Regions from separate parts of the Homo sapiens genome. Here region 2 is linked to region 1. Evidence: read pairs that join two places in POLR2A ChIA-PET (ENCODE). Cell type or tissue: CD4-positive, alpha-beta T cell. All regions are shown on one strand. Each heading gives the region's core, and the rest is flanking DNA. Links, peaks and the distances in the headings are about the cores only.

What was found. ChIA-PET counts read pairs that join two places held together with the same protein. Peaks named below come from ENCODE experiments on the same cell type or tissue, not always from the same donor. Only the 100,000 strongest peaks of a DNase experiment are listed, where the experiment ranks them.
Region 2: POLR2A ChIA-PET joins it to region 1 with 11 read pairs; 4 of 35 experiments call an interaction of 5 or more read pairs at or near these places.

The regions. Positions count from the first base shown.
Region 1 is chr2:152,019,083-152,030,635 of GRCh38, forward strand. The region is part of intron 2 of CACNB4 (calcium voltage-gated channel auxiliary subunit beta 4); the gene reads right to left. Among named protein-coding and RNA genes, the nearest start is that of CACNB4, 74 kb to the right of the region's middle. RefSeq lists an enhancer at 7,049-7,118. In CD4-positive, alpha-beta T cell, for the core only: CTCF peaks have their summits at 6,804 and 7,017; a DNase peak (open chromatin) is centred at 6,929; H3K4me3 peaks cover 371 bases.
Region 2 is chr2:151,834,067-151,845,619 of GRCh38, forward strand. It overlaps CACNB4 (calcium voltage-gated channel auxiliary subunit beta 4), which reads right to left. Exons shown (of 14, transcript NM_000726.5): 13 at 7,837-8,022; 14 at 1-5,313. The coding sequence ends at 5,053. Among named protein-coding and RNA genes, the nearest start is that of ARL5A, 11 kb to the left of the region's middle. In CD4-positive, alpha-beta T cell, for the core only: no CTCF peak of the experiment used is centred there; a DNase peak (open chromatin) is centred at 6,425.

The sequences.
Region 1 (11,553 bases), core at 2,473-10,472:
GTTGCATTCACAATGGCACAGTGGCCAGGCTTTCATGTTGAATAAAGACCAGTATTGCATTAGTGCTTGCACCTGAGAGTATTTTTGACTTGTGCACAGGCCTTTCAGGACAGTTACCCAGATAGTAATTTTCAACCACACTTCTTTGCCTTCAGTAAAATTGGATGATAGAAGTTATTTCAGATCATTTCTGATTACCTCTATGCCTCAGGAATATGATCTTATATATAAGCATCTTTTCAATCTCACTTCTACGTTTGATGGTCAGTTAGCACTAATTCAAAAAGTTAGATGTATATGAGTGTATGATAGATGAGATAGCAAAATGAAGGGAAATTATTCTCAGATTTTGAGCTCCCTATATCTGGCAGTAATGGCACATCATAGCTACTCAGTACATGTTTAATTGGTGAATGATGGGTGGATGGGTGGGTGGGCAGATGGATGAATGAGTGGGTGGATGGTGGATGGATGGATAAGTGGATACATGAACAGGTGGATGACTGGAAAGACTAACGGAAAAAATAAGTGAATAAAAGTGTTTTCTGATAACAAGAAAGATGATATCTCCCCAAAAAATGGAAATAAAGGTTAAAAGAGGTTAAATGGCAAGTGGACTGAACAGAGTTAAGATGACCACCAAATGTGTGTGTGCATACACATAATTGTGTATATACATTTATACAAAGGCTCAGGGACAGAGGTGCTCCTCAATGAAATTAGTTTTCTCTTTCTTTTATTAATTATTCTGGAAATGTCAAACAACTCACACAACTGAGACAGGCAGGAGGACTGTGCAGTGGGTATATGGGCAAGTCAGCTGTACCTATGGTTGCCAAAAGAGGAAGAGGAATCTTTAGATTGAGAGGCAGTCAGAATGAGAGTGAGAGGGCAAAGAAGGCCCAGAAGCAGATGAAGCTCTTAAAAACTCAAGGAAAAACCACTGTGTTTCTATGCCTCCACTTCCAGGATTTTCACCCTGCAGCCTATGTGTACATTCCCAAATCAATGTCTCTGGAACCTAGAGATCCTGGTCCAGTCCTGTTTATTGTGGGCTCTACCCTTTAGGGAAAGGAGAGCCTTTGCAGACTAAGAAGTACCCAACAGCATCGATTTGAGATGCTGGGGCCATGACAGTTTAATTGAAAGAGGCTATCAGGCATTTCTATGTCCATTTGGGTTTTGATGGGATCAAGATGGTGGGTGGCATTCTTCCCCTATTCTTCCAGGATTTCTCCCATTAATGGCTCCTGGGTGAGAACTGGATAAGTGCCATTCTCTAAAGGCTTCCAATTTGGCAATGAAGTTGTGATGATGCTTCAGAGAGCATTTCAGTATAGGGTGAGGGGGCAAGAAGCCAGGTGCTCCTGTCTGAGAAGTGAATTGGACGTGAGGAAATAAAGGAAATGGGTAGAAGATTTCTCTTTTGTGATGTCTGATGATAAAGAAAGAAAAGAAAGATCCAGCAGTAGTTTGAGAAGGAAATTGTGGGGAGTTAGTAGGTTTTTGTGTTTACTATTCTTTTGATTTCAGAATGGGATGTACTTTGGTGCCATGAAGCCAAAGGAGAAGTTCTCAGAGGACAGGGAAAGACTGAAGTTGAAGAGCATAACCAACAGTGATAATTAACAGGTGGCGATGCTGGTAACGGGGTTAGAATTGAGAGCACACCCAGAGGAGGAAGCCGGGGAAAGGAAAGCACAAGGCATTCCCTTGTCTGAAACACTGCTGGAAGCAGGCAAAAACCTAACCTCGGGCACCTAAATTGTGCTTTACATAAATGTAAATATTTAATATCCTCCACCTGCATTCAAGGCTTATCCCCAAAATCAACGCTTAAAATAACTCGGAAACTACTAGCACAGAGACTGAAGAAAAAAATAACTCTAGCTGGGTGCGGTGGTTCACACCTGTAATCCCAGCACTTTGGGAGGCTGAGGCGGGTGGATCACGAGGTCAGGAGATTGAGACCATCCTGGCCAACGTGGTGAAACCCCGTTTCTACTAAAATACACCACACCAGGTGTGGTGGCGAGCGCCTGTAGTCCCAGCTATTCTGGAGGCCGAGGCAGGGGAATCGCTTGAACCCGGGAGGCGGAGGTTGCAGTGAGCAGAGATTGCATCACTGCGCTCCAGCCTGGTGACACAGCAAGACTCCATCTCAAAATAAATAAATACATAACTCTGAAACATTAAAACAATTTTTTTTCAAACTATATTCTCTACCTTATATTTAAGCAAGCAGAAAAACACATAATCCATTTTAGAATGATTTCAAATTTAAAAAAATTATAGGTCAGATACTCAAAGGGTTAAAACTTCAAATAAGGAGTAATGTTACCCTTCTGGCAGCCAAAGTTTGACTCAATAAAAACAGGCATATTCATTGCATCAACCCATAATCTCTTAACATTTGATTTGCCTCAAAATTTCAGTAGACTATTGGTGAAAACATGGTGAAAAATCTCTTCATATGAAAATATTTTGCTTTTGAAAATACTGTCAAAACTTGCATAAATATTTGACATTCATTCTAAATAATAAAACAATGTCTCTTTTTCCCCTTCTCATACGTATGTAAATCAATGATGCTTTATCAAGGATAAAAATACCATTAGATTTAGACTTCACAGAATTGGAGACAACTCACAAGGAACTAGACACTGAATCTTAAACATGAAAGGAAGAAAACTGAAAAGCTAAAAGTAATTTGATGTTTCTTTTTTTCTTTCTTAATTCAACTCTCACATCTAACTCTTAAGAAAGGATACAGCTTATTCTTTTATCTTGCTGAACATTGGCTTTTTACGTTTTATCTTCTTCTTGAAAAGATTTTCTCTACTAGAATAGGTATTTAAAGTCAAGGCTATATACATTCAAGAAGTATAAGCGTCTAATCTTTAAACATGTCATTTTGATCCAGCATCCAAAGTTGTATTAAAAAGCACATTTACAGATAAGTTCCTTCACAGTTGTAGTGACTGCACATGAGCTCATCAAGTAAGCCTTGGGGAAACAAAGAACCTCTCTCCTCCTCTCTTTGGCAATCGGCTTATTGCCTATTACTTGCATCTCTCCCCTTCAACCACCTCTGCATCATCTTCAACCAAATATACACCACTCAAACTGCTACCCTTAATTTCACTCCTACAAATAAGCCCTGTTTGTTTACTGTTCACCATTCATTATACCATGAGTGAAGGACAGAGATGAATCATACTCAGCCCGTAGCCATCAAGGAGAAGTGGTGGAGGGAATGTGAAACCAATAACTATTTCACAAAGGACACAATCCATGTCTCCAATGATATAAAAGCGAAGTGCTTCAGAGTGCTTTGCAAAAAGCAACTAATTTAGTCAAACACAATATAAAAACATCAGCAGTAATCAAGAATAATCCCTATTGCTACAATTTTTCTAAAATTCCCTGGTTTTAAGTTGGACAAGAAGTGCAATATTCCTTTCAAAGAGATACCAGCATGTCACAGATCTCTATTTTTAAAATATGCTTGATTTGCATATACGAAAGCATGGGCTTTATTTTAATGACCTGCAATCTCTACATTTGTTTCAGTCCTCCATGCAATATGCATGTTTACCTCCTACACTTAGACTCTTGGTATGATTTTTCCTTAATGAAATAACATAAAGCAAAGAATCATAGAAAGCATAATATTCTACTGGGATCCACAGCACCCCCATCACCTACAATGTTGTTGCCACAACTCTCCTACTTGATCATGTACAGGACTCAAAACTGTAATCATTAAAACCCAGATGATCAGGGTAAAGGAATTTAGGGTTGTTTTGAGGTTGTTTGACAATATTTACACTTGGAAAAGTTAAGGAACATATTAGTCTGTTTTCACACTGCTACAAAGACATACCCAAGACTGGGTAATTTATAAAGAAAAGAGGTGTCATTGACTCACAGTTCTGCAAGACTGGGAAAACCTCAGGAAACTTACAATCATGGTAGAAGGGGAAGAGGCATGTCTTACATGGTGACAGGTGCAGGGGGTCCATGAGGGGGTGAGAGAAAGGAAGGGGGAAGAGAGAGAGCATGAGCGAGCACAAACAAGTGAAAGGGTAAGAGCCCCTTATAAAACCATCAGATCTCGTGATAACTCACTATCAGGAGAACAGCATGGGGGATACTGCCCCCATGATCCAATCACCTCCCACCAGGCCCTGCCCTCAACACGTGGGGATTATGGGGATTACAATTCGAGATGAGATTTGGGTGGGGACACAGAGCCAAACCATATCAAGGAGGCCCAAGAAAAATAAAACTGAAATAAGTTTGGACAAAGAGAATGCGCTCTGGATAAAGGCCACCGTAAAAGTGAGAGGTGCTTTTTTTTTTTGGTCAGACAAAGTCTCACTCTTGTCCCCCCGGCTGGAATGCAATGGCGCGATCTCAGCTCACTGCAACCTCTGCCTCCCGGGTTCAAGCAATTCTCCTGCCTCAGCCTCCCAAGTAGCTGGGATTACAGGCGCCTGCCACCACGCCCAGCTAATTTTTGTATTTTAAGTAGAGACAGGGTATCACCATGTTGGCCAGGCTGGTCTCCAACTCCTCATCTCAGGTGATCCGCCTGCCTCAGCCTACCAAAGTGCTGGGATTACAGGCGTGAGCCACCACACCCAGCCAGTAATAGCATTTAATATGAATTTCTGGACTTACATTTTAAATAGCTTTCCTCCACCGAAGCAATGTGTGAAAACAACAACTTAGGCGTACAACTCAACGAATTGAAAACATTTATGTTATCACAAAGTCAAAACAAGAAACTCTAAAAGCACAGATCAATTAGAACTGTGTCCTGGAGGCACATATCTGTTTACCATGGTGACAATTTACATTTAAGATGAAGAAGCACAATGAATGGATTGTGGTAGGAGTGCTTAAAATATCAGGAGCACCCTAACATGTTTAGTTTAAGAACCAGTGTTGGCTGGGCACAGTGGCTCACGCCTGCAAGCCCAACACTTTGGGAGGCTGAAGGAGGAGGATTGCTTGAGGCCAGGAGGTCAAGACCAGCCTGGGTAATATAATGAGACCTGTCTCTACAAAAAATACAAATAAAAATTAGCCAGGTATGGTGTCACGTGCCTGTAGTCCTAGCTACTCAGGAGGCTGAGATGGAAGGACAAACTAAGCCCAGGAGTTTAAGGTTGCAGTGAGCTATGAATGCGTGCCACTGTACCTCTGTGCCTGGGCAACAGAGCTGTCTCAAAAAAAGAACTAATTGTTTACCAGTTCAAGGTAAATTGAGCAAAATACAAAGTGGTTAAAAAATGAATATATGCAGACTGATTTTGTAATTATTTAGCTGACAATGGCTACTCTTGATCATTTCTGTTTGTCTGTTTCTTTTATATTTAAGTAGCTTCCATAAAGCCTTTGCATAGACAACAATGTAATTTTCTTATTGGATAGCCCTAAAAAATGGCACTAAAAGATTATGTATTACTTTGGCTTTGAATTGTGAAACAAAGCAGTAAGAAATACTTGCCCCAATAGTTGCTTACTAACATAGCATACCAACTATGATAGGGATCCACAGCATCATTGTATATTTCCCCACAAGCAAATCATTACACAATGGAAGGCTGCTACACCCTTAGGGACTTGCCATTGTTTGCAACAATATGGTGGGCATCACACATTTAAATATTGCAAAACCAGGGCTAGGCGTGGTGGCTCACGCCTGTAATCCTAGCACTTTGGGAAGCCAAGGTGGGCAGATCACCTGAGGTCAGGAGTTCAAGACCAGCCTGGCCAACATGGCGACACTCCATCTCTACTAAAAATACAAAAATTAGCCAGGCGTGGTGGCACGTGCCTGTAATCCCAGGTACTCGGGAGGCTGAGGCAGGAGAATCACTTGAACCTGGGAGGCAGGGGTTGCAGTGAGCCAAGATCACACCACTGTACTCCAGCCTGGGCAACAGAGTGAGACTCTGTCTCAAAAAAATAAAAATAATAAATAAATTTTGCAAAACCAGAAATCTGAGGCCCGATATTAACTTTCAACTAATTTGTCATTTTGGCTAAATTATTTGCAAATACTAGCTTATCTATTGCTAGACAGTGAGCAAATTCTATTCTCCTAATCCTACACTACCTCTGAAACCTCTTCTTTCATATGTGTAAATTAAGTTTGATAGCTTTCCTGAAAACAGGAAATTGTTCAAAAGACTTAATTTTTTCTTTCCTGTCATAAAAAGTGTAATAGCTCAAGCTTCAGAGGCGAGAGCTGGGGAACGGTGGAATGAGAACCAAGAAAGACAACGACATTTTCTCTCAAACTGTCTACTTCAGACAACCTTATTCCAGATATGAGCACAAACTGGACTCGCTGCTAGCTCACAGCCTCTATTGTAAGCATAAGAAAGAGCAGAAATAAGACAAATATGCATTGTGCCTTAAATGCAAAGGAAGTGGCTGTAACACTAAAAGAATGATTGCCCAGGGGCCAGATTAAATAAAAAATCTAGGAGTTTGGAATATCTCAAATCATCTATGAAGTACAGAAAATATTTTGTTATTGTGACACAACAGCCTCTCTTCTAAAAGGAAAATAAACTTCAGGAAATTGAACTTCAAAGATGCCACTGTTTCAGTCATCAAAATTGGACATACCGTACTGTGTATTTTAAAGGAATAGTGCCCCCGTGTGGTTTTTGACAAGATTTCAGAAAATGTTCAGCGTTGTCTCAGAAGTCACAGTTACACTTGTTATACAAGAAACAGTGAATTTTTCTTGTGTGGATTTATTTTTAAATGTGATTACAGATGTGTTTGCAGTATAGTAGAAAAACGTCAGAGCTGTGAAGAGCTGTGTTTGCAGCGGGAGGGTTGCTCCATCTATCTCCGTGTTTAGTAAAGAGGATGTGAGAACAGGACGTGCACAGGGCGCCCCCTGCAGGTGCTGATGCAGCCGACACCTCTGGAGGCGCAGGGCCGAGGCCACCACAAGTCACTTGGCATGAATGTCCACAGAGCTTCCTAGGAGCTACCAGAAGTGAACCACATCTCCCCTCTTACCTGCAGTGGGTTCACACACTCTGCCTTTTCTCGTTGTTGTGAACAAACTGACCAAATCCCTTACAGACCGGCCCTTCCACTCGAGCACTGGATCTTACTCCAGGACAGGGCCCCAGCAATTTTCCTCCTTCCCTCCTGAATCTTCAGCGTCTTCCTTTCCACTGGACTGTTTCCATCAGCGTCAACATATAAACATGCTATCATATTAATAAAAACCCTCTCTGGGCTCCACTTCTCTAGTCCCTTTTTTTTTTTTTCTTCTTCTTTGAGACAGGTTCTCGCTCTGTCACCCAGGCTGGAGTGCAGTGGTGCCATCTCTGCTCACTGCAACCTCTGCCTCCTGGGCTCAAGCGATTCTCATGCCTCAGCCCCCTGAATAGCTGGGAATACAGGTGCATGCCACCACGCGCAGCTAATTTTTGTACTTTTAGCAGAGATGAGGTTTCTCCATGTTGGCCGGGCTCGAACTCCTGACCTCAGGTGATCTGCCTGCCTCGGCCTCCCAAAGTGCTGAGATTACAGCCATGAGCCACTGCACTCGGCCTCCACTCCCTTTTACTGCTATAGTACCTAGAAGAATTGTCCATATTAACTGACTCTAACTTCAATCTTTCCATTCTCTCTTGAACCCATTCCAATAAGGCTTTTCTGCTCACTACTCCAGACCAAAACTGGTCTTACTGAGGTCACCAATGGTATCCATATTGTTAAGTCCATTGGGGAATCTTGGGCTCATCTAACTTGACCCATTGACAGCATTTGACACAATTATCTTTCTTTTTTTTTTTTGATACGGAGTTTCACTCTGTCACCCAGGCTGGAGTGCAGTGGTGTAATCTCAGCTCACTGCAACCTCCACCTCCTGGGTTCAAGCGATTCTTCTACCCCAGCCTCCTCAGTAGCTGGGATTACAGGCACATGCCACCATGCCCGGCTAATTTTCGTATTTTTAGTAGAGACAGGGTCCACGTTGGCCAGGCTGGTCTCAAACTCCTGGCCTCAGGTGGTCCGCCCACCTCAGCCTCCCAAAGTGTTGAGATTACAGGCGTGAGCCAGGGCTCCCAGCCACATTCCTCCTTTCTTAGAATCATTTCTTCTGTTGGCTTTCAGGCACCTCCTCCCATTTTTCTGGCCACTCCTTCATCTCCTTTGTATTGTTTCAGCAAATATCTACTGAGAGCCTCTGACTGCCTGGGGCAGTTCTCAGCTGTGGAAATTGGATGCTGAACAAATCAAAGAGCTTACAATCTAGCAGAAGAAACTGTAATTAGATAGATTTTAAATATAAAATCAGGTATTCACAAGTTATGGTCAGGAAAGCCTCCCTGAGTTTTCAAGCTCCTCCCCTGCCACCTCCCCTCCTGACTCACACCAAGGGAAGTGACAGGAAAGCCATGTGCTACCTCTTTGGCTCCAGTGGGAAGCTCAAACCACACAAGCTTTGGCCCCAGCCCAAACCACTGACCACCATAAAAGCCAAAGCCGAGGCGGGCGGATCACGAGGTCAGGAGATCGAGACCAGCCTGACCCACACGGTGAAACCCAGTCTCTACTAAAAATACAAAAATTACCTGGGCTTGGTGGCGCACGCCTATAATTCCAGCTACTCAGGAGGCTGAGGCAGGAGAATCGCTTGAACCCGGGAGGCGGAGGTTGCAGTGAGTCGAGATTGTTGCCACTGCACTCCAGCCCGGGCGACAGAGTGAGACTCCGTCTCAAAAAAAAAAAAAAAAAAAAAAAAGCCAAAGCCAGTTGCCCTTGAGGCTCTCAAGCCATTTTCTAACCTGCCTGAGAGCCTGCCCAGCTCTCCTCAGAGAGCTTCGATTTGTGAGTAACAGATCTTTTTATACCTTCTTAGTGCACAGGTGGCACCCTCAGCCTCAATATCACAACTAAATTTTAGGTCAGAGGTTGACACCTGCTCCCTTCTACAAGGGCAATCACAAGACAAGGATCGCCTGAGCAGAAACCTAATCAAATGAGGGGATGAGGGAAGAGCAAAGAGGGCATGACCTACAATCCCCTCTAAACTCAAAGCAACAATTTAGGACTGGGAACCCCAGGAATTCAGATGATGGATACTGAACCAAAGGGTTGTGGATTTGTTCATGATTACTGCCATCTCCAGACCAGCAAAGGACACAACTGGGAAAAGCTGCACTACAAAATTTAAATTACCTAAAATATGGAAGTGGAACATGAACAAGTACTTCATCAGGGCCCAGATTTACATGTGCCCCGAATGAGTCAACATGAATTCTCCCGACACCCACTGATACCTTCGTGTGTAACAGCACAAGCCTAACTAGTTCTACTGTAGCCTGTGGACAAATCTCTCCATAACTGCACCTTTCAATACTTAACCTATATGATTTCTAGATAATGATATAATCATGTAATCATGTTATCACAATGATTATATATAACCATATCATTTAAATTTGTCTTTCTGCGAAAGAAGAAGGGAGTATTATTTTAATTTGTTTTCCTTGGAATCTGACCAAGGCTGAGACCAAATGAGCAATCTGTTGGTCAAAAACATTTCATTTATAACCACGTGGTGAACAGCTTGCAGTGAGATTTGGGAGAGTCACAAGGAAAGGAGGAGCAGATCCTTGCATACAGTGTTTAAAATCTAATAAGCAACAAGGAGCTCACACAAGTGGGTATTAGCCAAAACATGATAAATATATACAAATGCTCCAGCTATTTTTGTTGTGTACAAGTGCTAGGGATGGAAAACTAAAGAAAGTATTTGTCCAAGAAAGCTTCATAAAGGATGGCACTTCTGAGTAGCTTTGAAGAAGAAAAATCCAAGTAGCTTGGGAAGACATTCCATCCAGAAGAAATGGATTAAGGCCAAGAAGATAGAGTGTGTTGGTGACATGGAAACAAAGGCATGTTATGGACTGAACTGTGTCCCCTGACAAATTCATATGTTAAAGACCTAACCTCCAATATGATGGTATTTGAATGTATTTGGGAGGTAATTAGATTTAGATGAGGTCATGAGGGTCTTATAAGGACACTAATCCCATGATGAGATTAGGGTTCTTATAAGAAAAGAAAGAGCCCAGGGCTAGGCGTGGTGGCTCACGCCTGTAATCCCAGCACTTTGGGAGGCTGAGGTGGGCGGATCACGAGGTCAGGAGTTCGAGACCAGCCTGGCCAACATGGTGAAGCCCCGTCTCTACTAAAAATACAAAAAATTAGCCAGGTGTGGTGTTGTGCACCTGTAATCCCAGCTACTCAGGAGGTTGAGGCAGGAGAATTGCTTGAACCCAGGAGGCAGAGGTTGCAGTGAGCCAAGACCACGCCACTGCACTCTAGCCTGGGCAACAGAGCGAGACTCGATCTCAAAAAAAAAAAAAAAAAAGAAAAGAAAAGAAAAGAAAAGAAAAGAAAGAGCCCAGAGTTTGCTCTCTCTGCCACATGAAGACACAGCAGGAAGACAACCACCTGCAGATTAGGAAGAGGGTCTGCTATGGTCTGAATGTTTGTGTCCCCTCAAAATTCACAGACTGAAATCCTAACCCCCACGGTGATGGTATTAGGAGGTGGGGCCTTTAGGAGGTGCTTAGGGCATGAGGGCAGAGCCTCATGAAAGTGATTAGTGCCTTAATGAAAGAAGCCCTGGATTGACCCCTTGCCCCTTCTACCATTTGAGGACACAGTGAGAAGAAGGCACCATCCATGAACCAGAACGTTGGCCTTTGGCAGACACCAAATCTACCAACACCTTGATCTCGGACTTCCCAGCCTCTAGAACTGTGAGAAATAAATTCCTGTTGTTTAAGCCACCTGGTCTACAGTATTTTGTTGTGGCATCCTGAGCTGACTAATACAGTCATGCATCATGATAACAAGAAAAGAGCAAATTACACAAACAGGTGCACTGAGTAGAGAATGCTGAAGTGCAAATTCAAGAAGCCTCATTTTCTTTTTGAGGCAATTGTGAGCACTCTTACCTTCTTTTTTTTTTCTGATTACATTTCTACTCTTCACTTTATTCACTATTTAGTTGCTTCTAAAATAGTTTGAGGATTATATTAACACAGTCTTGAAAAAATAAAATTCACACATAGTCAAATAACACTGTAGGACATGTTTGTTAAGACAAAAGAAACACAACATTGAAAATACTTGGACATTTTTCATGCTTATAAGACACTAGATTTATGTTTACATTTTTTCATCAATATTAATAGTATAATTCACTATGTATAGATGAAATTTTACACAAGATCATCATTAATTTTTACAGATATGATCTCATAATTTTAGAAAATTTTGTTTCCATTGTTATTGAAAAGAATTTTATGTATTTATTTATTTTTCTTATACTTTAAGTTCTAGGGTACATGTGCACAACGTGCAGGTTTGTTACATATGTATACATGTGCCATGTTGGTGTGCTGCACCCATTAACTTGTCATTTACATTAGGTATATCTCCTAATGCTATCCCTCCCCACTTGACAGGCCCCAGTGTGTGATGTTC
Region 2 (11,553 bases), core at 2,055-10,054, 190 kb before region 1:
AGTAGGGCAAGGGTGGCCCCTACATAAATATAGACATAGCCATTTGTTGAGAAATTTAAGTGTTCAAAACATAACCAAGAACACTTATCAGGTATTGAAAAGCTAGAGGCCAGCCACTTCTGGTTCTTAGTTCCCCTTGTAACTCCTTATAATTTTCAAATGAGGAAGTATCAGTGTATTCTCCCAAACCACTCTAAATTCATTAGTAACATTTTCTACCATCCTTCTGCAAACATTTTACATACATCATGAGAAACAAAAGAAAGTTTCATATATAACTACGACTCCCCAAACCAATTGCTACTCACTCTTAATTATACTTTGTTTATGGCAAGTAGAAGTTACAGCCCTTAGGATTATCTGATGAGATACTTTCTAGTCTTCTCATAATGTCCCTCAATTACATGAAGCATTTAGAATTAATCATTACAAGTAAAAAGAGATAGCTGCTATCAGAGGATGTATTTTATTTAAGAAAGTCCATTTTAATAAAAGAAGAAACTTTTAAAAGTAATTTTTGAATGCTGTAGTTCTGGGTGCCCATATAAGCCAATTTTTCTATTTTGACTAACTTGACTGCTTAAGTCAAAAAGAAGGTTATCCTTATTGTCTGTCTAACAGCTAATTGGATTGACTTGACTGGTTTGATCATGATTATTTTAAAGAAGAGGACTGTTCTCTGCCCCATAGACACAGCTTGAGTAAGTAACTTACTAACAGTTATAGTATTGACAGTATTTAAAGGTATGAGAAACTAATAAAACAGATTTTATTACATAATTTCCTATAAATTTTTCATTCATACAGTCATTCAAGGATGAGTTTTATATAATTTAAAAAAACACAACATGCAACATTGTCATAAAAGACAAAGGCAGAAATGTAAAAGGAATAAGGGGTACATAGCATTTATTTGAAACATTGATATGAAGTTTATTCCAATTACATGGGAGTCCAAGATTATGCATATCCTTACCCAGTAAATGGCTAAGTCATGCTCTGTGGAAGTCAAGGACCAACAAAATGTGAATTTGCAAACCAGCTGCTCTTAAACATAAAGTCTTTGGACTTTTACTCCTTTAGACTTAGAACTAGATATTATAACAAGTTGCACACAAAGGCAATTCCCTTGCAGTTTGTTTTGTTCCCTATGATGACTTATTTGTTAAATTAACCTTGCCTCATGATAAACTGTGAACCAATTCAAAGAAAACTTCACTAACGTGGAAGAAATGAAAGGGTGCCAAACAGCATTTTGGAAACAGTTTAAAATCTAAAGGGAAGGCATATTTTAATAATCTATGTATTTAGCTTTGCAGCAAGGTTAGCCAGAATAGTGATAATTTTGATCACTACTTATTGACCAGTGTTTTTCCCTTTAAAGACAGATTGTCTTCTCTAGAGAAGAGGTAGTAAATATATCAGTACATAGGGTAATTTCTACAATGGTATTACATTTTTTAAGCAAATACCAAAATAAAACTGTGTAACTAAGAAAATATATACTAACATGCAAATTAAGGTTGCCAAGACACATTCTTAACGGACATCCTGGGTCTTAACAACATTTTGTGATATGTTCATTTAAAGAATTTAAATTTGCAAACCATCTTTTAGCATAATTTCCTTTTCTTACTTCCTTTCACTGCCTCCACTTCCTATTATGAATTTTAAGGCCCCCACACAAAAGACAAGTTCAAGTATGCAGGTATGAAAAGAGGTTAACATTCCAAAAATACATTTTGCAAACAACGACAATAATAATTAAATAGCAGATTATTTAAAGGAAACAAATAATTGTCTCAGAATTTGTTTTACATTAATAAAATTCATTTCATTAAAGACTAACTGCAATGACTTATATAGTCACAAAATTAAGACTCTTATTAGGAAAGACCATCATCTAAATTGTGAACAATTTCAACCTTCTCTCCAATAGAACTGTATAAAGATAAGAGAGAATCATCATTTATAAACATTTCTAAGTGTTGCTTTAAATATTAAACAAGATAATGTTGTTGGTTATAATATTAGAGTGACATTATACCCTTGAGAATTAACATCAGGATTGACAAATTGCATTCGTTTTTTTCCAGAACTACATTTCCACATTGTCACATGAGTCCACATTATTATATGTCTGTGACTGAAATTACAGAATTCTAGTATGTGGCTTATACTGTAAGTTAAAACAGCCTCAAAACAGTAAAAGACTTGTTTCTCTTGCTTATAATCATTTGCTATCTTTAAATGAAATTAATTAAAAACAAAGTATGGAGTATGTATTTTTCAAAGGTGCTTGGTGTGCTTGGCAAAAATAAAACTTTTCATTTAGTATATATCTAGATTTTAAGTATCATTTACACAATAAACTCTTAAGTCTTTAAAAAAAATAAGATGTATATCCCCTTATTTGAGGAAGATAAACTTATTACAGAAAGAAGGGGAAAGAATATTCCAAATTAAAGTAAACATTTAAATATATCCATCAATAAAATATACATTATACCCTTTCCAAGATTGTCAGCTTTTGAATAAGAATGCAAAGCAAAACAGGTATGGACATCTGATGGTAATTGATAGATTGGTTTTGTGCACAGATATTGAATGAGACTCTCTTTATCGGCATGACATGGAAGACTAAAAACAAGGCTTTGAAAAACCTTTAAAAACAAGTGACTTTTAAAAAGTTGAAAGAAGATGGTAATCTTGATGACTAGGAAATATATTTAAATGCTGTTACAGCTACCTGCCATAAAATGTAAGTATCTTAAAGTAGTTAAATGACCAAACTGCTAATGCTACTACAGAAAAAGCTGAACAGCTGTCTAGTCTAAATTTGTACACCTTGGTGCACTCTTTGCAATTAAATACTTTAATGCGCATAAACAAGAAACCAGTAAAGCATATAGAAAAATGTTTTGGCTAATGTTTTCTTTCTCATGCAAGTATGTGCTGTACATGTAATAAATATATTTTTGTTTGCTGGAAGATGCTCTTCTGTGTTCTAACAAAGTATTCAGTAATGGCAGGTTATATGTTTATTAAAGTGCCTAATGGATATAACTCTTTTAAAATGTCTTAACTGAAAGTTTTATAAGCTTCACTAGATGACAGAAGAATCTCACAAGCCAGTATCACATGTTAACTTTTAAAATTTACTAAGCCCATATTTTTTAATTGTATCAAATATTTGAAATGACTTACAGAATTATAGGTATCCTCATTATCAGCTAAACAGGTTCATAATGGGGTACAAACACTGAACATAAATGCAGGGGGATGTGGTGAGGTTGTAATGGGGTTCAAGATATATATATAACTCATCAGTAATGTGGAACTTATTTCCATGGTCAAGAAGATTACTGAACTGGTGCATGCTTTGAGTGCCTGAATACTGAAAGGCTTGGGGAGAAAAGAAGATACTATAAAATTAATTATCATTATTTTCAAAAATAGGCTTCATGACATGTACTAGCAGAAAAGAACTTTTATGGCTGGACTTATTGGGGTTTTAGAAAATGCATGCACTATGGACATTTAGAAATAAGTTTTTTTTTTTAAAGACATTTGTGTAAAAAGGGTCAATTTCAATAATTTCTTAGATCAGAGTGAATCTAAGGCTTCCTTGATAATATAAAACATAGGTCACCAATTCCATAATTATAGCCACTGGAAAAACTGTGAAGACTTAATAAGATGAAGAGGAGTGTTCATTAGAAATAAGGCAGCTCAATCTCCAAATTCTTTATAATTTTCTGCATTAAAAATGCTATAATTTTAGTCAACAAATATTTGCTGAATCTATGAGTTTATTTTTTACTGCAAGCTTTTAAAATCATTTGTTTCAACTTTTTTCAATTAGTCATTTTGTAAAAACATCTCCTGAATATCAAAGTTGAGTGTGTCCACATAAAACGAAATTCCTTAGCATGATTTAAAGAATTTGTTGAAGGGCCAGAACATTCAGATATTCAAAGACAGAGACTGAGAGAAGCAATGGAAAGATACTCAATCTTGTTGGCAGGAAATACAGACCCTGCGTTTGTGTTAAGTGAAATAGATGAATTCCCACCTGGAAGTGTTTAGCATTGCACTCGGGAGGATTGGTACCACATCCTTACTATCTGACTTCAGATTCCTGGATGTATGTAGTTGTGCTCAGATTGATTAAAGGGAGAACAACACCCCATTTTATATTTCACATAACCAGCTATGCTTGGGCCTCTCTTTACTATTCTCTCTCACTGCTGAAAAAAATTTGAGGTTTTTTGCTTGTTTGTATTTGTTTTTGCCAACTTCAAATGAGCTAACAGTACTGACCAAACAAAAAGCAAAACACTTTGAATACAACAGCTGTGCCAGGAAAGAAATAAAAATATTAAAATCTGAGGAGACTATATAATTTCTGCATTAAGATTTCTGAGATTTTTTTTTTGGCACTATCAATACATTTGGTAAGTCTGAAAAGTCATTCTGGCAACATTAACATATATTAAAATGTTTATACACTCCAACTTTAAGTGTAAATTTAGCTTCCAGCAAATAAATACCAAAGCTGGATTTGGCTTCTATTGGTATTTCGATTTTCTTATTAGTTTTTTTTTTTTCCCCCCAGATTTTTCAGTTGATTACAACATGCTCAAGTAGACTTTCTAGTCAATTCACCCAAATTCCAACAGGAATTGGTTTATAAATTGGTTCCAACTGGAACTGGTCATTTGGAATTTCCAGCATGGGAAATTATTTTATATGTGCCTTGTAAGTACCCTAAATTACAAATTGATGTGTCTAAATCTATGAAGAAAACAAAATGTACTGTTATCATGTAAATGTTGCACTTAAAAATATCTATATGATCGGGCATCTAATATCCATCTAGACTCAAGGGCATAATGTAATTTTTTTTTTTGCCCCTTACTTAGCATAAAATGACAGCAGCCCATTAGCACAGTAAATACTGTGCTATGTTAGCCAAGTTAAGATGATTGGTTTATCCTAGCACTGCTATGGCAAATTGTCAACAGATGAATATTTTTTGTTTCATTAGACTCAAAGCCTATGTCGGGAGTCATGGCTATATCCCCCAGGTGATCCTCGGTTCCTATGGGGTTTGTAAGTGTCCTGGTATGAGTCAGGGTAATCTTCTTCCACAAGAGGGTAATGATCTCGGCTATGCTGAGAACTGGAAGACAAGCGGTTCCTACTCTTCCGAGCCCTTTCATTGTGATAATTTTCATCAGAGGTCATTAGACTTCGTCTTTCAATTGGAGAGTTCTCTGTGGAGTGGTTGCTGTGCCTCATTCGCTGACTCTAAAAATATCAGATAGTTCATTGATTAAATAATGTCAGCTTCATTCATCTAAACATGTAAATGTATGTAAAATCATAGGATCTGTACAATAAGATGCTAAATATCTGACTTAATAAGGCATCCTGATGCACCAATGATCTGCTTAGAATATCTGGTCTTATTTATTTGGGACACAACATGAAAAGATGCCAGAGTGTTGATAGTTTATGAGTTTAATTCCACAGTGCTGAATGACTATGCTTCCTATTACAAATGTAGAATTGAAAGCTAACTGTTAAATGGAACTTAATATATTTAGGAAGTTCTAATAATTCCATTTCTATTGCAAAAATGAAAATTATTTTACTATTGGGAAATAAAGTTCAGAATAGCATTTATTATTTCTCTCTTGAATTGATATAATCTTTCTCCTTCTAAAGTAACACACCTCACCTTGATCTAACTGAATATTCCTTATACCTTTTAAAAACATTTTAATAAAATTATTATTTGTGCTGTTCATAAAATAAAGTGTTTCTGCATCCTACATAAATGTAATAATCTTTCCAAGGGTGTATACAATAATTATGAAGCCAGCTAATTGATACATTTATAAATCTTGCTTCCTCAACTAAAATGTCCTGCAAAATAATCTTCCAATATAAACGAAATTCCTCTAATACCATTAATTGAAATTAGCATCTTAAGATACTTATTTGAAGGCTCAGAAAATGTTATTCAACATTTTTCTCCACTATGAGAAAACATTTATCTACTTGTGTCTACTGGTTTAGGTAGGTCACATCAGTTAAGGCACAGGATCCTGCTGAAACCATGGGCCCAGACACATCTCATCTAAAGTACACTCAGATTCAGGCAGAAGGAAATTCATTTGACAGGTCACAGACTGTGCCTTTAACCTCAGGTGCCTCACAATGAAGTGTCAATTGTTACTGGGAGAAGAAATAGGCCACAGAATAAAGGGCAACACATTAACTCATTAGTGAAACAGGGAGAACCACTCTAGGTGGATGTCTTAGCAGTGATGAGTCAAGATTGTTGTATTCAATATAAAAGTGCAACATTGCATTTCTACGTACATTACAGAAGTGTATTGCTTCATGCATCTATTTCTCATTCTGTAATGTACAATTCAGAGCCAATCCACACTAGTCAATAGTAATGTACACTCAGATCAGCCCATGGGAAGTGAAACAAGGCATGAAATAGTCCTAATGCATGCGTATGTGCTGTACATTACCACAGTACATTTTTCATGTTCATTTCTAGTTTCAAAAGCTATTCATTTGCATGACAGTTTTTCTGCTTACAAAGATGCAATTTTGTAACAGAGTAATACAGCTATAATAGCATTTCAGAGAGTGCCATTTATCTCAGAGTTAACTCTGTATGATCGACAATTAAGACTATCATTATAATCCATTAAAACAAAACTCATCATGATACAAGAGGGCTCAATTGACTACATGTTCCTCAGTTTGCTGCGGGTTTGGCCACATTCCAGCAGCTACTTGATGAATGGTAAATAATAATTGATGTAGAAAGGCAGGCTCATTTTGTACCATAAGGTCTCTGGTTCCCTATCTCTACCTCTGAGTGCAATACCAGAACAGCAGAAGGGAGAACCTCTTGATCCTGTGTTCGTCACCAGCTTCCCTAAAGGACACGTGCCACAGCCACTTACAAAGGTGGGCACCTGCACAGCCCCAAGAAAACTCAGGGATCAGTTACTGTTTCTGAACAGAGCAGCTCTACTTATATCCACATTGTCTTGTGCAAGGTAGAGAGCAGGCCTAGCAACCTGGGTGCGGCAGGATTAATTAAGGGCAGCTGAAAGGCCTATCTGCACCTATATATCTTACTTAGCTATTGTGTAATCCTTAAGAAGTGGCATTAAGAAGTAATGGAGGGGCCAGGAGTGGTGGCTCATGATGGTAATTTCAACATTTTGGGAGGCCAAGGCAGGAAGATTGCTTGAAGCCAGGAGTTTGAGATCATCCTGGGCAACAAAGTGAGACACTGACACTGTCTCTACAATTTTTTTTTTTTAATTATCCATGTGTGTGGTATGTGCCTGTAGTCCCAGCTATTTGGGAGGCTGAGGCAGCAGGACTGCATAAGCCCATGAGTCCAGGAATTTGAGGCTGTAGTGAGCTATGATCATATCACTGCATTCCAGCCTGAACAACAGAGTGAGACTATGTCTCTAAAAAAAAGTAATGGGCAGGTGCATTGAGTAGGCATTACGTTTGCCAGCAGAGTTTAGACATAGGAGGAGTTAATTTACCTAAGTAAAATCCACTGTAAATTCACAGACAGCATAATTCTCAGGAAATTGTCAGTCTCTGGGTAGTTTTCTCTAGGATAGATCATAATTAGATAATATTTAAGATTTTTAAATATAATGTGCACATAGTGTTCCCTCTTCAGATTAAGGATGACTCCAGTCTCCATCCTAATCAAGTTCCCATAGAATTTTACATGTAAGGTTGTAAAAAGCATGAGTGAAAAAGTGACAATACCTGTAACCCAGAAATTGCTGTGGGATATGGTGAGAGTGCCGTGGAGCCCAAATTCCTTCCCAGCAGCGGGGTCATGGGTGTGCTACTGGTTGTGTGGGTGGCACGCCAGTACGCCTCCAGGTACTCCCCTAGATGTTCACATGCATCCTCAAGCTGATTTTCATCCAATATAACATCAAACATTTCCTGTAGATGACAAGAAAATCCACTTTACTTCCATTTTAGGTTTTAGGCAATGAAACCTAAAATTCCACTTAACACAGATAATAGCATTTTTAATAGCTATTAGCTAAAATCAAATTTGAGGTGCTATATGGGCAGTTTCTAAAGTTAGGGTCAAGTGAAGAGTTACACAGTTATCCATGAACGAATGTAGACATTAATATAAAAATGAAAGTGTTCATTCAATATTTGGATCTTTTTTTTTTTTTTTTTTTTTTTTTTTTAAGACGGAGTCTCATTCTGTTGCCCAGGCTGAAATGCAATGGCACGATCTCGGCTCAATGCAACCTCTGTCCACTGAGTTCAAGCAATTCTCCTGCCTCAGCCTCCCAAGTAGCTGGGATTACAGGCGCCTGCCACTGCGTCCAGCTAATTTTTTTGTATTTTTTTTAGAAGAGATGGGGTTTCACCATCTTGGCCAGGCTGGTCTTGAACTCTTGACCTAGTGATCCACCTGCCTTGGCTCCCAAAGTGCTGGGATTACAGGCATGAGCCACAGCGCCCAGCCGGATTTTTCATTATTTAGAAAGAAAAAGATGAAGTAAGTGTAAATGTGTTACAGGTAAAATATGACAAAAACCCACGTGTATTCACATCTTTAGCCATGTATTCCTATAGAGCTGCACTCTACACACTTTGGAATATGAGAGAAGCAAGTTTGTGGCACTGAGAAGGGAGTTCTAGACATGTTTTGGGCAATGACCACATCAATGGAATAAACATTTTTTCTCCTAAGGTAACTATGTTGAAGGGAATAACATTTACTTAGGTAATTTTCAGAATGCTTGTGAAAATAACATTATCTGTTTTATGATAAAACAATAAGGAAAGAAAGTTTAGGATTAATAACAGAAAACCACATGGCAGTGGTTTCTGCTACCACAAGATCATTTTGTGAAATGGTTAAAAAAGAACAAGGGGTGTTTAGTTAGGGAAAGCAGGGGGTCACAAAAGAAGTATCTGCTGTCCACGTTTCGGACAGTAAGGCCATTGTTCAACATCTGGTCTGTACTCAGGAAGTTGTTCTGTTCCAGAGGAGCAGGGTGGCCCCCCTGTCATTGCAGTGTGGCTGGGAACACAGACAGGATATACCCCAGACATATACTCTTCAGAGGGAAACCAGAAAACTTTGGCACCACACAAAGAGAAAAGTCATTCCACAGGTAAGTGTTAGCACATCTCAACTTTCTTTCTTTCTTTCTTTTTCTTTGAGACAGTGTTGCTCTGTGGCCCAGGCCAGGGTGCACTGGAGCAAACACAACTCACTGCAGCCTGGAACACCTGGGCTCTAGCGATCCTCCCACCTCGGCTTCCTGAGTAGCTGGGACCACAGGCATGCACCACTGTGCCTGGCTAACTTTTTTAACTTTTTGTAGAGATGAGATCTCACCATGTTGCCCAGGCTGGTCTCAAACTCCTGGGCTCCAGCGATCCTCCTGCCTCGGCCTCCCAAAGTGCTGGGATTACAGACGTGAGTCACCACACCCGGCTCACATCTCAACTTTCAATAGTAGGATTGACCTTTCCCACCACCTTCATCTGCTTTTATGAACTCATTTTACCAAAATAAGAACCTCCCAGGAATGAATCAAAGACAGGGTCACTGCCATCGGCACTGATAAAGCTGGCTGAAATTAGGTTAATGGCAACTGGATGATGTGAAGTTAGTGGTGTCTCAGTTCAGTCATTCTCTTCTGTGCTTAGAACAAGGACTCCTGAAGCAGAAGTCACCATGGAAACAATCTCTCTCCCAACATTTACTATTTAAATGTTTCATCACATCAATTTTTATGGAAAATTTTGGCCTTAAATTGGAAAGCCATTTGGGGTTCTTGGAACAAGACTAGGAAAAGAATAAGATGACTTCAGTCCAAATGGACTCATGTTTGAGAAGACTTAGCCAGTTCAACTCATGTAGAAAATTCCCCCCAACCAAGAACAGTTATTAGTAGATTTCAGATTATTTTGCATATTTTATTCATTCATAAAATACTCAGTCCCTATTTTCTTCTAGGCACTGTGGGTATACAGTGGCAAGGAAAACAGACATCTTATGCTCAAGAAGCATAAAGTGTGGTGGGAGAGATAAGTATTAAAATCCATAATAATCTATGTCACACTGGGACTTTAATTCAGAAAAATAAAGAGACTGAGCCAGTTAACGTTTGAAGCTGCAGCATAAAGTTCTGGATTTGGAAGGAGGCTTGGAGAGATGTGTGAAAACTGAACTTACAAGGAAGGGGAAGTTACGAGTAAGCCAAAGAATGTTATCTGTAGAGGGACGAAAATAAAACAAAAAAAAAGAGAAGCAGAGGCACAATGGAAGAAAGAGATCATATGGCCATGAGTGCCAAGGAAAGCAGCTACTGCCTAGAGTTTCTGTCAACATATATGCTTACAATAAATCCCCTTTTCCACTAAAGTAACCCAAGGGAATTCCTTGTCTCTTGCAATCAAAAGCCCCTCCCCAACTCATGTAAAAGTTCAACAGTTACAAATATAGAATCTCAGAACTGTCCATGATGCTTTGACATAAATAGAGGCATCGAGGTGCTGACTTGAGTGAGACAAGGACAGCTACACCCCAAAGGACATCCACAGACTCAGATGGCACAGGAGGAAGAAAGAGGAAACGAGGCAGCACCAGAACAAAGGACCAGTCTTTCCGCCATTCCAGGCTAAAGTGTGCTGCAAGTTCTACATTTTATGTGACTTGGAGTTGGTTGTTTATATCATTTTATTTATGTGAACCATAAAATTTGATTACATGGGTCTCATTCTATAATATGGGTTTGATTAGTCTCAACAAATCATTTTCTTGCTGTTTCTTAAAGTGCCAAACTGAAAAACCTTCCAAGGATACCTAGGCCGGATGGGTCCTGACATTCACAGCCAGGATTGCAAAGCCCAAGGAGGGTAAGCAGCACCTATGGCAGAATGTTATTTGAATGAGGTTTATATCTACTTGGCCGTTCTACTTGTTACATTGTCACGGTTGTAGACATAATTAGTGGCACATTTAATTGCCATAAGTTTAATAAAGCACTTCTCTTTGCCAATGAATGGATAGAATTTGTATATATCAGCACATGGTATAAGCCTCAGTCATTTCTAGGAAACTGCTTTTGCACTGCTAAAAGACAGATACAGGTTGGAAGATGACTTGAAACTGCTTTTAGGCTTTCAAAAAACACAGAGAAAAGCAAATTTCTGCTTCTGAATGAATACTGACATATGTGGCTTATTTTCATCTAGGAAGAATTTCACAGCCTGTATATCTGTGACAATTTTTCTCTTTAGCTGTTTAGGAAATAACACAGCTGAGTAGATCAGAGTGATAGAAACTCAGTATCAGGGAAAACAATTTTTAAAAATCATACAAGAAATGCAAAAAGAAGCAACCCAATGAATTATGCAAACCAGCTATGCCAATTTTTCATAAATTTAAAGGTTCAAGTGTAGTCAGCTCCTTACTATGCAATATGTGGCCTGCAG